Regions from separate parts of the Homo sapiens genome. Here region 1 is linked to region 2. Evidence: chromatin contacts called from ENCODE Hi-C data. All regions are on one chromosome and are shown on one strand. Each heading gives the region's core, a stretch centred on a gene start or an enhancer-like site at or near the end of the contact. The rest is flanking DNA. Distances are from core to core; before and after follow the strand shown.

Region 1 (4,646 bases), core at 935-3,434, 2.3 Mb before region 2:
AAGAATCGCCGCATCAGCACTATGTTTAAACTCACATGCTAATCCAAACATGGACCGGCAAGAACGCAGGCGGAACAGGTCCACCGTGTCCTGGCCCACGCACAAGCGGGCCAGCTGTTCCACCAACGCAATCATTCAGCTGCGGCGACACCCGGAGGGGCTCCCCTGTGTAATGCCCCCCACCCTGGGAGAGCTGGGTTTCTTTTTGTTTTCTTTTTTCTTTTTCTTTTTTTTTTTTTTGAGACGGAGGCTCACTCTGTCGCCAGGCTGGAGTGCAGTGGGCGATCTCGGCTTACTGCAAGCTCCACCTCCCGGGTTCAGGCCATTCTCCTGCCTCAGCCTCCCGAGTAGCTGAAACTACAGGCGCCTGCAACCACGCCCGGCTACTTTTTTGTATTTTTAGTAGAGACGGGGTTTCACCGTGTTAGCCAGGACTATCTCGATCTCCTGACCTCGTGATCCACCCGCCTCGGCCTCCCAAAGTGCTGGGATTACAGGTGTGAGCCACCACGCCTGGCCGAGTTGGGTTTCTTTAAAAGATTTTAGTCAGGCTTCTGGCATTTTGCTATAATATTCTAGGTAGAATTATAGGGCAATTTGGTACAAATTAGATGTTTAAGGCTGGGCTCGGTGGCTCATGCCTGTAATCCCAGTACTTCGGGAGGCCGAGGTGGGTGGATCACGAAGTCAGGAATTCGAGACCAGTCTGACCAACGTGGTGAAACCCCGTCTCTACTAAAAGTACAAAAATTAGCCTTGCGTGGTGGTGGGCACCTGTAATCCCAGCTACTCAGGAGGCTGAGGCAGGAGAATCGCTTGAACTTGGGAGGCAGAGGTTGCAGTGAGCTGAGATCGCACCACTGCACTCCAGCCTGGGTGACAGAGTGAGACTGTCTCAAAAACAAACCAAACAAACAAAAACAAATGAGATGTTCAGCCTGTGAGTAGGCAACAAAAAAATAGAACACAGGTTTTAATTTTAAGAGAGGGGGTCTTGCTATGTGGTCCAGACTGGCCTTGCCTCAAATTGCTGGTCTCAAGCGATCCTCCTGCCTTGGCCTCCCAAGAAGCTGGGATTATAGGTGTGAGCCACCACGTCCAATTCTTTAGCGTGTTATAAAATGCTGATAGCAATGGGCTTTCAGTCAGATTTGGTGGGGGAATGTAATCAGTATGTTCACCTGAAGCTCAGGCAGGCACACACACACACACTCACAGACACACACACACACACACATGCACGCACACTGGCAGCACCAAAAACAGCTTCACCTAAAATGAAGTGTTAAGAGGAATCTATTTACATTATAACTAACTATAGAAAGAAACGATGTAGAGGTGAGGAATCAAGACAGTCTCTTCACATTCTGAACTTTAGAAAGATTTCATTTTTCTTTTTTCTTTTTTTTTTTTTTGAGACAGAGCTGTGCTCTGTCACCCAGGCTGGAGTGCAGTGGCATGATCTCTGTTCACTGCAAACTCTGCCTCCCGGGTTCAAGCGATTCTCCTGCCTCAGCCTCCTGAGTTGCTGGGATTACAGGCACATGCCACCATGCCCATGTATTTTTAGTAGAGACGGGGTTTCACCATGTTGGTCAAGCTGGTCTCAAACGCCTGACCTTGTGATCCACCCGCCTTGGCCTCCCAAAGTGCTGGGATTACAATAGGCATGAGCCACCGCGCCCGGCCTCATTTTTCTAAATTAGAGACTTTCCTAGCTGGTTATTAGGGAAGGGTAAGAACTGGTCACATCTCAAAACCCTGAGATTGGTTTTGTTTTGTTTTTGTGCTTCAGAAAAACCCACAGATTGAAAAGGTATGACATAGGTGAAGGGTTATGACCTGGGTCAGAACTAAAAGATACGTCAGAAAAACCCTATCTGCTTGGCCAATGATTATCATGATATATTTTCAGTAAGAAATAAGTCATAAAAAAGAGAATTCTATGTAAAGCAGGGAGGCGACCCAAACAGAAGTCCCACGGTTTCCCTGCACGTTCTTTTTACATCTCCAACACCACAGAGCTGAAGCCGAACGGTCCCGCCTCTCTCTTAAGTACGCTTGTAAAATAACGCATTTGGATTTCCTGCTTGCTGGCCATGGTGTCACATGTCCGTTTCTTTTTCTTTTTCTTTTTTGAGACAGTCTCACTCTGTTGCCCAGGTGAGAGTGCAGTGGCATGACTCAGCTCACTGCAACCTCCACCTCCCGGTTTCAAGCAACTGTCCTGCCTCAGCCTCCAGAGTAGCTGGGATTACAGGCACCCACCACCACGCCTGGTTACTTTTTGTATTTTTAGTAGAGACAGGTTTTGCCATGTTGGCCAGGCTGGCCTCGAACTCCTGACCTTAGATGATCCGCCCGCTTCTGCCTCCCAAAGGGTTGGGATTACAGGCATGAGCCACCTCATGTACATTTCAAACAAGTGACTCGGTCATTCCCTGCATGCAAAGGTCTGGTCTACAAAGATGTAGGGCAGGGGACACACGAAACAACAAGCCTGGCCCATCCCCACCCTTTGCCAATGTGGTTATGAAAACCACGAGCAGCGGGGCGAGGTGGCTCATGGCTATAATCTCAGCACTTTGGGAGGCCGAGGCGGGTGGATCACTTGAGGTCAGGAGTTCGAGACCAGCCTGGCCAACATGGTGAAACCCGGTCTCTACTAAAAATACAAAAATTAGCCGGACGTGGTGGTGCGTGCCTATAGTCCCAGCTACTTAGGAGGCTGAGGGAGAATTGCTTGAACCCAGGAGGTGCACGTTGCAGTGAGCCGAGATCGTGCCACTGCACTCCAGCCTGGGCGACAGAGCGAGACTCAGTCTCAAAAAAAAAAAACCACAAAAACCCCCAAACAAAAAACTAAACCAAAAAAACCAGACGAGCAACAGGGATGAGCATGTTTTCTGCCACCCCTTGTCCCGTTTCCTTGGCTAAGCTGTGGCCAAAGCACTCCCGGCCTTTTACACATGGAGCCCACTGCTGGTTGTGGAGGTAGGAAGACTCCCTCTCTCCCCTCTCCAAATGAAACCGTGCGTGGGAAGAATCACCCAGTTCTCTCTGTGGCAGGGAACGGCAGCCATGGAGCTCCTGGGTCCCCTGACAGGGGCAGGGCCTGCTGTTCCAGGGCGCCCACCACCTCCCAGACCAGCTCGCACCACCTGCCCGTTAAGCTTGGTGTTGAGAAAAGGCGGGGATGAAAGAGACCCACGTGTAACCTCCATGTGAATTACACTTTTTTTTTTTGAGACAGAGTCTTGCTCTGTCGCCTAGGCTGCAGTGCACTGATGCAATCTTGGCTCCTGGCAACCTCTGCCTCCCAGGTTCAAGCGATTCTCCTGCTTCAGCCTCCCAAGTAGCTGGGATTACAGACGTGCACCATCCCCCGCCCCACCCCCCCAGCTAATTTTTGTATTTTTAGTAGAAATGTCGTTTCACCATGTTGGCCAGGCTGGTCTCGAATTCCTAACCTCAAGTGATCCGCCCACCTTGGCCTCCCAAAGTGCTGGGATTACAGGTGTGAGCCACCGTGCCTAGCCTCTGAATTACACTTCTTACCCGTATTGTCACCTCCCTCCCGCCTGGCTTATTCAAAAACCAGAACTGAATAAAAATCGTGTTTAATTGCAGAAGACACATTTATGTTGTAGCGTTTATTGGGTGCCCACCGCTGGCTGGGCACCGAGCTGGGCGTTTGCAGGACACGCAGTCACACAACACCTCACAACAGCCCTGTGAGGTAGGGATGAGTCCCATGGAACGGTCCAGAAAACGCAGGCTCCCAGGCGCCCTGCCTGCTCCCACAGCTAGGCAGGCGGTACAGCGGGGACTGAAGCAGTTCTTTTTGACTCCAGGTTCCATCCAGCTCTTGGTCCCATTGTTTTAGAGATTACAGAAGGTTTGGTCCCAGAGTCCACTGAGCCCATTCACAACGTTTACAGGTTTTGTTTCCTATCCCCCACGCTCATCGTCCTTTTTGAAGTTTGGAAAAATACAATTTAAAAATGAATATGAGTGTACAGTTTGGAGTTCGGAAAATTAGCACACGTTCTGTTTGGTTCAGGGTCCCTCTCCACCTGGGTCACTGGCGCAGCAGTAAGAGTTCTAACGGGCAACTCAGCGGCCTCCCTCTGTCCCCGTCACTCCTGAGCATGTCTGAGGCCGCCAGTGAGGCTGGGACTCATAGGTTCGAGCAGAGGAAGAGGAGCTGGTGGCAGTGAAATGGGCAACGGGAAAGTGGAGGCGGGTAACCCTCCACAATGGCTGCTCAGCAAACACAGAAATCCTCTTCATTCTTCTCGACCAAGAATCTGCAGTCCTCCTCCCTCCTCTAGGGCGCACAGCTTAGCCCTGACCCAGGCAAGCACAGGGCTTCCCGTGGTCTGCAGGGAACGCACCTAGCCAGCCCTGCCAGGGCCACCCAAGGGGGAGTGTGGGCCGAGGGTCACAGGACGTCCGAGGCCTCCTCTGCAACTGCCTCATCTTACAGTGCGGGAAGCCGAGGCTGAGCGAGGAAGACAATTCCCAGCATCTTCTATACTACCAATCCCAAAGAAAGACAAAAGAGACCTGGCAAAGGAAATTTGAGTCTCCAAATCACCACCACAGGCAGGCACCAGAACAAACGATACTTTAACGCAGAACTG
Region 2 (4,574 bases), core at 1,427-3,926:
TTGCCCTCCATTCTCTGGTAAAGACACGATGTTCCAGCCATGATGTTCCAGTCCAAAGTACTTTGGGCTCCACACCCACTAACAAACTTCAAAGAGACAGAGGGGAAAAGGGTATGCATCATGGGATGCACGCTCATAGAAGAGTGTTCCCTGGAATGTCCAAGGCCCCGCACTTCTGCTGGCCAGTCTTCCTCCTCTGTGGAATTCAGAGGCAGAGGAGGCCAGAGAGGTCCCCTGGGTGAGGTCTGGCGTGGCCCGGGGCCCAGCGGTGAGAGCAGAGCAGAGGTGCGAACAGTGACTGACGACGCCGGGTTCCTGCCCTTGCCTCCCTGCCCCACCGCCCTCCTGGCCCTGATGACAGACGCACCCTGTTCCCTGCAGTTTCTGCCTGCCCTGCACGGCCTGGGTCCCTTTCTGCTCTCCGAGCCTCCCCACTCCCATGAATGGAAAGTCACCCACAGATTCTGCTCGGAACAAAAAAAAAAAAAGAGGGAAGTAAGGCAGCCCACCCCCAGTCCCCACTTCTGCCCCCGCTAAAAATAGAGGCAGCATCTGAGTGGGGCGTCGGTGTAGGCTTCCGGGGGAGGTGGCTGCTCTCCCACAGCCTTGGTGTTTTCTGGGGAATCAACAGGAGGAGAGAGAATTTGAGAGGAACACGAGGAACCCCCAGGACCCAGCTGGCTCACAACCGCGTGAGTACGTTTCCCAACTGGCCGGTCCCGTGACTGAGGCCCGCGGGTGCAGCGCTGGTGAAGCCCTGTCCCTGGGGGGCTGCCATGGGACCCCCTCTCCCCAGCACCTGGCCCCCTTGTCCTGTCCGTGCCCATGTGTTTTCATGGCTTCATGCACACCTCTTTGCATCTCCTAATTTCCTAAACCAGATGTGGAGTCTCAGCAGCAGGTGCTGGGGCGACTGTCTCATGCCGTGGCTTGGATTGCACAGAGCTCCATGGATCCAGCCCGTAGACGCTCTCCATACATGCCCGGTGACCCACACAGGCCAGGATGCTCCCGTTGTCATGTGGCACTGGGTCTTATTTTCTTCTGACTGGGACAGTGCCAGGGGCCGGGGAGTGGGGCTCAGTGCGCAGAGTGTGTCTCAAGGCCTGAGTTGCCCGTGGCCCCCAGCTGGGTGGAGAGGAAGTGTGTACAGGGTCTGTTTCCAAAACGTGGGGCCTTGCAGCCTGGCCCTCCCCAGGTCTGGGAAGGGTTCGTGTTCCCCACCCCTCAACCCCGCAAGCACCTTCCAGACGGTTCCTCTGGGATCTCTTGAGATTGCAAATGCTAAGAAATGAGGCTGTGGCTCGCTGGTGTCCACCGGGGCACCAAAGGCCCAGCCCCTGCCCACAAACACCGGAGGACAAACCAGGCGACTGTGGGACAAGGAGCTTCCCAAAGAGACAGTAGGACTGGGGACCCCAAAGGGGAAGTTCCCCTCCCCCCGGGATCCCTGAAAGGGATCCGAGTAGATTCCTCAATTCCTGGTGAAACACTCGGGAATTTCTTAAGTCCTGCGGGCTTGAAGACCCTCGGCAGCCCCTTGGTAACTTTTGCTTGCAAGAGACTACAGCCTTTTTGGGGCTTCGCTGACTTAAGTGGTTTGAAAGCATCAGCTGGTCCTCAGAGACCTCCTTTAAAATGCAAAACAGAATAATAGGCTCTTAGTGTCTCTAGTTCACATACCGCGTAACGTCCGTCTGACAGCCCTGAGTGCAGAGATTTCGGGGTGACCCCCAGCCGTCACTGCCCGGCAGGTGGAGCCCCACCTGCAATATGCTCCTGTCACCTTAAATCCTGGCTTCCTAAGTGGGCTCCTTCATAGCTCCCTGCACACAGGGAAGAAGAGACAGATGATCAGAGAGCAGCCAGTTACCCCCTCTTCGATGCTAAGGAAACGCATTCTTAACAACCTCATGTCCATACTGATCGACCGTTTCTGGGTGCAGTTTTCACAGGTGCCTTATTTCATTATTGGTGATTGTATCATTTGGCACAAACGTAAGAAAGACTTCCCTGTTTGCATCTCATTTGTCGTCTTGCAGTTACACGGCGGGAGGGTACAGATGATCTCTGAGCCTGCAGAATCCCAGGGTCTTCTCACTGTTGCTGGGGAGCGTATTTCCGTCACCACTGTGGTGGGGGAGGCAGAAACCACTGGAAAAACGTGGCCTCATGTTTGCTGGTCTTGGATTGTAGTAGATAAAGTGCAAAGAAATGGCCACCCCAGGCTCCAAGCCCGACAAATTTATCTAAAGACGTTTTTACACAATAGAGGCATTAACAGAGAGGGTGGGGGCACACCACGAGAGTCTGCCCCCTTAGAAGAAGAAAAATCGGTGCATTTCGAGATGTGTTTGGCTCCTCTTACCTTGCACGGATAGGCGGAAAGTGTGAGTCTGAGTATTTGTAAGTTTCAAGATCACTGATGGGCTGGAAACAGGTGAGCCGGCCTCCGGGAAATTACCCAAGTTCTTCAGCAAGTTGCCTGCAGTCCTGGGAGCTCTCAGGAGAAGGGGCGTGACCAGAGCTGGTTGCAGCACCCCCACCCCCTGGCCGGACCGCCCTCTCGCTTTCTCAGCCTGCACCCGGTGCCCGCGCCACCCCCACCGTCTCCTCCCTCCGAGTTGCCGTTCTTCATTTCTCTTTCCTTTTCTCAGCTCTGCACCTGTGGGTACAACGTAAAACCCTGAGTTCTTGTTCCCTTTTCTGTCACAAGGCCTCTGTCCCGCCGTCCCCTCTTCTCCCACTCACCTCACCCTCTTTCTCCACCTCTGCTTCTATCTTGTCCTTTCCTTGACCCTGCCTCCTGTAAGTGCAGATCACAATGTCAGGAGATGGAGACCATCCTGGCCAACACGGTGAAACCCCGTCTCTACTAAAAATACAAAAATTAGGGCACGGTGGCGGGTGCCTGTAATCTCAGCTACTCAGGAGGCTGAGGCAGCAGAATCGCTTGAGCCCAGGAGGCAGAGGTTTTAGTGAGCCAAGATCGCGCCACTGCACTCCAGCCTGGCGACAGAGTGAGACTCTGTCTCAGAAAAAAAAAAAAAAGGCCAGGCACGGTGGCTTACGCCTGTAATCCCACCACTTTGGGAGGCCGAGGCAGGTGGATCGCGAGATCAGGAGATTGAGACCATCCTGGCTAACACGGTGAAACTCCGTCTCTACTAAAAATACAAAAAAATTAGCCAGGCATGGTGGTGCACGCCTGTAATCCCAGCTACTTGGGAGGCTGAGGCGAGAGAATCGCTTGAACCCGGGAGGCAGAGGTTGCAGTGAGCCAAGATCACGCCATTGCACTCCAGCCTGGCAACAGAGTGAGATCCATCTCAAAAAAAAAAAAGGCATTCCTGCAATTCCCACGTGGACTGTTGCCTCCCATGACAAGCACACGGCCTCCCTACAGCGCTCAAGTCCCAGCTTCCCCACAACCTGTCTCATCCCTTGGTGTCCCCTCCCCAAGACTGGGAAGTCTCAGGTCTTCACCAGAGATGATCAGAGCTTCCTGCCCAGGCTGTCTGGGGCTTGGAGTCACTGAGGGTTTGGGGCCTAGCCCCTGCTCACCTCGGCTCAAAAAATTGTAGCTGTTTTTATTTTAGTTTAGTTTATTTTTGAGACAGGGTCTTCCTCTGTCACCCAGGCTAGAGTGCAATGGTGTGATCATAGCTCACTGCAGCCTCAAACTCCTGGGTCAAGCAATCCTCCTGCCTCAGTCTCCTGAGTAGCTGAGACTACAGACATACCCCACCACGCCTGCCTAATCTTTTTATTTTTTTGCCCAGATGGGGTCTTGCTATGTTGCCCAGACTGGTCTCAGACTCCTGGGCTCAAGTAATCCTCCTGCCTCAGCCTCCCAAAGTGCTGGGACTACAGGTGTGAGCCACTGCACCCAGCCTGTTGCTATTTATTTATTGAGGTAAGATTCATATAACATAAAAGTCACCATTTTAAAATCAATAACCTGGTGGCGTCTAGTACATTCATAGTGCTATGTAACAACCACCTCTATCCAGCCCCAGGACAGTTTCATCACCCCAAAAGGAAACCTCATCCCCATTAATACCCACCCCCTCCTCCATCCCTGCCTCCCCCCAGTCCCTGGTACCCACGAACCTGCCTTCTGAATCTATGGATTTGCCTATTCTGGGCGTTTCATCTAAATGGCATCTTATGATGTGTGGCCTTTTGTGTCTGGCTTCTTTCACTGAGCTTAGTGTCTGCAAGGCTCATCTGTGCCACAGCAAGCAGCAATGCTTCTTCGTGCCTTTGTATGGATGAATAATATTCCATTCTATGGATAAGATGTCTTTTTTTTTTTTTTTTTTTTTTTGACAGTTTTACTCTGTCGCCCAGACTGGAGTGCAGTAGTGCAATCTCAGCTCACTACAACCTCCGCCTCCCGGATTCAAGTGATTTTCCTGCCTCAGCCTCCCAAGTAACTGGGATTACAGGGGCCTGCCACCACGCCCGGCTGATTTTTGTGATTGTTTGTTTGTTTGTTTGTTTGAGACGGAGCTTTGCTCTTGTCGCCCAGGCTGGAGTGCAGTGGCGCCATCTCGGCTCACTGCAACCTC

What was found. A loop is a pair of places that touch in the nucleus more often than their neighbours do. Pooled maps may share reads with other maps.
Region 1: a loop to region 2 is called in a pooled map, with 5 times the contacts of the local background. The contact joins two enhancer-like sites. A Hi-C loop is called at or near these places in 2 of 37 single-sample maps with no recorded cell type and 3 of 50 pooled maps.

What each region holds. Positions count from the first base shown.
Region 1 is chr7:5,232,814-5,237,459 of GRCh38, reverse strand. WIPI2 (WD repeat domain, phosphoinositide interacting 2) reads right to left here. Exons shown (of 13, transcript NM_015610.4): 13 at 3,620-4,646. Among named protein-coding and RNA genes, the nearest start is that of WIPI2, 45 kb to the right of the region's middle. RefSeq lists a silencer at 2,728-2,787. Within about 2 kb of position 2,184, at least 2 of the 41 ENCODE cell types and tissues checked have a DNase peak (open chromatin) inside an H3K27ac peak, as active enhancers do.
Region 2 is chr7:2,976,638-2,981,211 of GRCh38, reverse strand. All of the region lies in intron 1 of CARD11 (caspase recruitment domain family member 11), which reads left to right. Among named protein-coding and RNA genes, the nearest start is that of CARD11-AS1, 35 kb to the right of the region's middle. RefSeq lists enhancers at 284-1,013, 929-1,018, 1,014-1,745 and a silencer at 2,479-2,568. Within about 2 kb of position 2,676, at least 6 of the 41 ENCODE cell types and tissues checked have a DNase peak (open chromatin) inside an H3K27ac peak, as active enhancers do.